2 separate regions of the Homo sapiens genome follow, and region 2 is linked to region 1. The links are chromatin contacts, found by Hi-C or POLR2A ChIA-PET in ENCODE. All regions are on one chromosome and are shown on one strand. The core of a region is the stretch at or near the end of the contact, and the rest is flanking DNA. Distances in the headings are between cores, read along the strand shown.

Region 1 (2,845 bases), core at 128-2,627:
GGCCTTGGGGTGCTGGTTGGGATCGGTTTGGTGTCACCCTGGGCCCAGAATGAGGAGTTCTCATCCCTTCCCTGCTACTGACTTGCCCGATGACCTTGACCAAGTCCCTGTCGCTCTCTTGGTTTCCATTTTCCAATTTGGAGTGGGGAGAGTGCGTCTGTCTGCCTGCTGGCAGCGTTGCTGGGAGGGTCGAAACAGTGAGCAACGGCCCCAACCCTGGGAAGGCTGGCAATAATGCATAGTGACAAAATGATATCAATGATTTGTTTCCCCTAGTCCTGACTGTTTTGAGTGTGGGGACACAGTTCTTTAGCAGGGCTGATCCCCAGCATCACCATCACCATCACCATCATCATTATAGTAATAATAGCGGCTGCTGCTGTTGCTTGGGTGTTGTGTGCTGGGTGCTTTACATTGATTGTCTGTTAATTTATTCCCCTTACTACCCTATGAGGTGTGTGTGGTATTGGACTAGGTCCACATACCTATAAAATGAAGGTCCACATACCTTCACCTATAAAATGAAGAACTGAGGCTCAGAGAGTTTAAGTAACTTCCTTAAGACCAAGTGAGGGGTGGAGCTGTGTGATCAGAGCACCATTCTGATGTCAAAGCCTGAGTTCTGCCTGCAATGCTGTGACCCCTCCTCCAGGGGTCCCTGCTCTAGGCTTTTCCTTCCAGACCTGGAGCCTGGTCTCGTGGGGGCTGCTCTTGGCAGCCAGAGCATCCAGTAGGTCTCATCTGCATTCTGACCAGAGAGCCCTGGTGTAGGACAGAGACCCACAAGGGGCTCTGCCTCCAAAGAGAGCCCTGGGGGAGAGGGAGACGCTTCTGGGACTGAAGGGGCCACTTATTTTAGCCCCCTCTTTTAAATATTATGCATTTAAGCAACGTCACAGAACAGAGTCAGCAAGCACTTCCTAAGCACCAGCTGTGTGCCAAGCCCTGGGGGCTCCTGTGTGCCTCTCACCAAGCCCAAGAGGCCTGTTTCACTCAGACTTTGCAGGTGAAGAAATGCAGCCCAGCCAGGGGCGCAGGCCACCTGCCCAAGGCCACCTATCTAAGGCCACCGGCTGGGCAGTGGCAGTGCTGGTACCAGAGCCAGGTCTGCCTGGCATACCTGCCCCTTCTCCACACTGCAGAGATGAGGAAGCTCTCAACCACCAAGCCCTGCCGTGTTCCTCATTCCTGCCTACCCTTGCTTGCCCAGTCACAGGCCTGGAAACACAGGCCTTGCCCTGAGCAGGGGTCAGCGGGCCCTGGGGCAACACAGGTTCCGTCAGCAGAGCTGGGCTCTGCGTCCTTGTGGACCTATGTGCCCGCAGGCCTGTGTTATGAATATATTTATAGGCATTGCTGTTTGTGTGTGTGTGCACATTTGCTTTCGTGTGTGACTCATCTCTTTGGACTGTGTTCCCCAAGGTCACAGGGCCTGGTGAGTTTTAGAGGCAGAGCACATGTCACCCCTCATCTGTCCTGCATTGGTAGTGGGGTGAAGCAGGGGTGATATGCAGTTGGTTCACACAGATATGTGGTGAAAACATTGATGTGCAGATCCACAATTCCTTATCCTCAATTCCAAAATCCAGCACACTGAAAACCAGACACTTTTTTGTAACTCATTTGGCAGCAAAATTTTTCCTGAACTGAGGTGAGGCTATTTATAGTCCAAGTGAGGCTATTTATAGTCTTTATGTATTCTATATTCATGTCTTTCACTGCAGAGAGTTCAATGTATTTGTTTATTGGATGCTGCTGAGATATGCAGCTTTACCTGTCTAAAGTTCAGGATATTCTGAAATCCTAGATACATCTAGCCCCAAGAGCAAGAGTGCTGTACTTTTTTTTGCTGGTAAATAGCCTCTGCCCCTGCCCCGTCCCCCTTATTGTCCCTTCCCTGGGATTTCTGGAGCTAAGTGGGCAATGCTGTCCACAGGCACCTCCAGGATTCCCCCAGCCCCACAGCCAGCAGCAGTGCCCAGGGGTTAGATATTTTTAGTATTCCTGTGGGTGACAGAACACATCTTGGTTGCCAGGCATAGTGTTCTACCCCCTCACTGGACGTATTACCACCTCCCTTTACAGATGAGTAAACCAAGGCTCAGTTGCAAGTATCAGATCTAAGGACGGAGAGATGAGAAGTGCAGGCGCTGGACCCCAAACTTTCCCTTCCACCTGGCTGCCTGTCTGGGAGGGAGTCTGGGGACTCAGGAACCTGTCTCCCTGGATTTGTTGAAATGGGAAGCAGCAAGCATCAGGGTCCCAGGTGCACCGGAGGGGAGCAGACAGATGCAAGCCAGGCTGCTCTACTTGGCAGGGAGAAGGAGGAGGAGGAGCAGGGGCCCCTCAGTTGCTGCAGGGCCTCCCTAGGAACTTACCGCCTACCTCTACACCGTAGTTCCTGCTTCTCAGAGTCCCTTTGTTAGAACACCTGTGCCTTCCTCCGCACCCAACTCCATCTCTTCCCAGCAGCCAGCCCTCATAGCTGCTCCGGCTCTTGGGTCTTTCCTCCAGAACTCTCTGAAGCCACTGGCACATAGGGAGATGGCATAACTTTGTCCAAACTCTGTCGGCAGCTGTTCTTGGGGACCCTGCTAGCAGCCACCTTCTCCTACAACCTTCAGAAGCTCCCTTGGATGCAGGAGCTTTGTCAGGGCCTGAAAGCCCCAGGCTTCCCCCTTTTTCTGACTCCCCAGTGTACAAGTTCTTTCCCATTTCCTGTGAGACGCATCATCTTGTGATGACCAATGACTCCCACCATCCACCACATTGACCCTGGCTCAGAAGCCTTTGGTCTGAGAAGCTTCTTGCCCACTGGGACGCCTCCTATCCACCCTGCCCAAGC
Region 2 (2,845 bases), core at 98-2,597, 160 kb after region 1:
TTAGTGCCTGGATTAACACCTTCTGCTGAGAAGAATCTTCACTTGAAAAAAAAAGAAGAAAACACCCTGCATGGAATTCAAAGGAAAAAAAAAAAAAAACACCAACGTTATTTTCAGCACTACTAGGGGAAAGGTAAATTCAGGCAACACCTGTTGAATAGGTTTCAAGAGTTTTTGGAACCAGCTATGGGTCAGCTAATGTCGCTAAGGAGTTATATTGATTTGTCCTTAGCTATATGATTGCAAAGTGACACGTTCCATATAAGTAGAGTGTGATCTCTCTTGCTTTAAAAAAAAAAAGTAAGTGGGTAGGAGGGTGGATATGAATATAGTTGCTTGAATAAGCACTGAAAAAACTTCTGGAAGGAAACACAAGTTGTTAATGGTTTTTGTTTGACCCCCTTATCTACTATTTGAATTTTATTTTATGCCATTTTATTATTATTTTTGAGACAGGGTCTCGCTCTGTCACCCAGGCTGGAGAGCAGTGGCACGATCATATCTCACTGCAGCCTCCAAATCCTGGGCTCAAGCAATCCTCCTGACTCAGCCTCCTAAGTAGCTGGGACTACAGGCATGTGCCACCATACCCAGGTAATTTTTTTTTTTTCGAGACAGGGTCTCCCTTTGTTGCCCAGGCTGGAGTACAGTGGCACGATCACTGCTCACTGCAGCCTCGACTTCCTGGGCTCAGGTGATCCTCCCATCTAGTCTCCCAAGTGCTGGAATTACAGGCATGCATCACCACGCCCGGCTAATTTTTGTATTTTTAGTAGAGACAGGATTTCACCATGTTAGCCAGGCTGTTCTCGATCTCCTGACCTCATGATCCACCCGCCTCGGCCTCCCAAAGTGCTGGGATTACAGGCGTGAGCCACCACGCCCAGCCCGTACATGTTTATCTTTTTAAAAATTCTAGAACCGAAACAAAACTGATCACTGTGGCTACCTCTGGGACATGGGTTCAATAGGGTTTGTTGTTAACTTTTCAGCTTACACACTTCTCACAGTTTAGACAGTTTTTACAGTAAACAAACGTTATTTTTAAGTATTTGGATGTTAATTTGTATATTTTATTATAAATAGTTCAAATTTATCAAAAGGAATAGATAATAATATAAGCCCATGACTCAGTTAAGAAATTCAAGGTGCAAATTACTTTTGTAACTAAAGAAGCAAGCAAACAAAAACCTATAAAGGTTTCCTAAAAAAAAACAAAACAAAACAAAACAAAAAACCACCTTGAGAGGGTTTCAGTTTCTAGTTTCTCTCTAGAGAATTTGCAAACCCAATGCCTGGAAATCCTGTCTTTGTACTTTTACCTATGTGTAAACCAACTCAAGTGTTATAACCACTTAGACGTAAGGTTTTTCAACATTGTCAGGGTTCGAGGTGAATGTTAGAGCTGAGTTAATTTCTTAGTGGATGAACCTAATCTTCTTGAAACTGTCAGGCTTATCGCAATGCATATAAGCAGAGAACAGGCTGTTGCCTCTGTGGTTTATCTGCGGTGTCAAGGCAAATCAGGCAAAAAATGCTGCAGGGCCACTTTCTGAAGGCTATTTTAATGAGGAAAGCAAGGTTCTGGGACTTGAAAACAGTTGGGGTCCTCTCTAGGGGTGACCAGAGAAATCATTCATAAGGGAAGCAAAAGCTAAGTGGTCTTGCCAGGCGCGGTGGCTCACGCCTGTAATCCCAGCACTTTGGGAGGCCGAGGCGGGCGGATCACGAGGTCAGGAGATCGAGACCATCCTGGCTAACACAGTGAAACCCCATCTCTACTTAAAATACAAAAAATTAGCCGAGCGAGGTGGCGGGCGCCTGTAGTCCCAGCTACTCGGGAGGCTGAGGCAGGAGAATGGTGTGAACCCCAGGGGGCGGAGCCTGCAGTGAGCCAAGATTGTGCCACTCACTCCAGCCTGGGCGACAGTGAGACTCCGTCTCAAAAAAAAAAAAAAAAGTTAAGTGGTCTTGCAGTTGTTCTCCCTGGCTGGGTTGATCAACACAAGAGGTAAAAATAGCTTTATCACCTCTTTTTAAATATGAAATAATGATGCAAAACAGAAGCATTTTTGTTGAGAGATAAAAAAAAAGAGCAAGATTAAGACCCCCATCTTCCTTTAAGTAAATAGTAAGAAAAGTGAATTTTCAGTAACACTCCAGCAGGGAGTTTAGTGAAAATCAGGCTGTGAAAATCTGCCCTGCTCTGTTTCATGGCATATCACCCAATACATTTTTATTTATTGTGGGTTGGTGCAGCACGTAAGTTTGGGTTTGCAGGATTTTATTATTTTTGTTGGTGACCATTTTGGTTTTGCCAGTGATATTTAATAAACTCTTTTTTGTTTTTCTTGAGGTTGTGAGCAGCTACATTTACATTAGTTATATTCGTTTTCTTCCTTTTAGTTAAAAAAAAAAATACAAAAATCCTTGGCCGGGTGTAGTGGCTCACTCCTGTAATCTCAGCACTTTGGGAGGCCAAGGTGGGTGGATCACCTGAGATCAGGAGTTCGAGACCAGCCTGGCCAACATGTTGAAACCCCGTCTCTACTAAAAATATAAAAACTAGCTGGGTGTGGTGGCATGTGCCTGTAATCCCAGCTACTCAGGAGGCTGAGGCATGAGAATCACTTGATCCTGGGAGGCGGAGGTTGCAGTGAGCTGAGATCATGCCACTGAACTCCAGCCTGGGCGGCAGAGCGAAACTCTGTCTCAAAAAAACAAAAACAAAACCAAAAAAAACTTCAATCCACAAGCATTGTTGTAACCTTAAAAAAAAAATCACTAACTTCTCCACTAACAACTTAAATACTTTGTTACCCTCGAGTCTTTGTCCTATAGAAAT

What was found. Hi-C counts contacts between places; a loop is a spot of excess contacts on that map. ChIA-PET counts read pairs that join two places held with the same protein, here RNA polymerase II (POLR2A). Pooled maps may share reads with other maps.
Region 2: a pooled map shows a loop between it and region 1 (2.2-fold over the local background). The contact joins two enhancer-like sites. A Hi-C loop is called at or near these places in 1 of 168 maps with a recorded cell type or tissue (natural killer cell) and 7 of 50 pooled maps. POLR2A ChIA-PET finds 5 or more read pairs at or near these places in 2 of 52 experiments (activated T-cell and endothelial cell of umbilical vein).

What each region holds. Positions count from the first base shown.
Region 1 is chr12:123,061,528-123,064,372 of GRCh38, reverse strand. The region is part of intron 2 of PITPNM2 (phosphatidylinositol transfer protein membrane associated 2); the gene reads left to right. Among named protein-coding and RNA genes, the nearest start is that of PITPNM2-AS1, 18 kb to the left of the region's middle. Within about 2 kb of position 1,377, at least 25 of the 41 ENCODE cell types and tissues checked have a DNase peak (open chromatin) inside an H3K27ac peak, as active enhancers do.
Region 2 is chr12:122,900,338-122,903,182 of GRCh38, reverse strand. No RefSeq gene overlaps it. Among named protein-coding and RNA genes, the nearest start is that of VPS37B, 5.6 kb to the right of the region's middle. Within about 2 kb of position 1,347, at least 4 of the 41 ENCODE cell types and tissues checked have a DNase peak (open chromatin) inside an H3K27ac peak, as active enhancers do.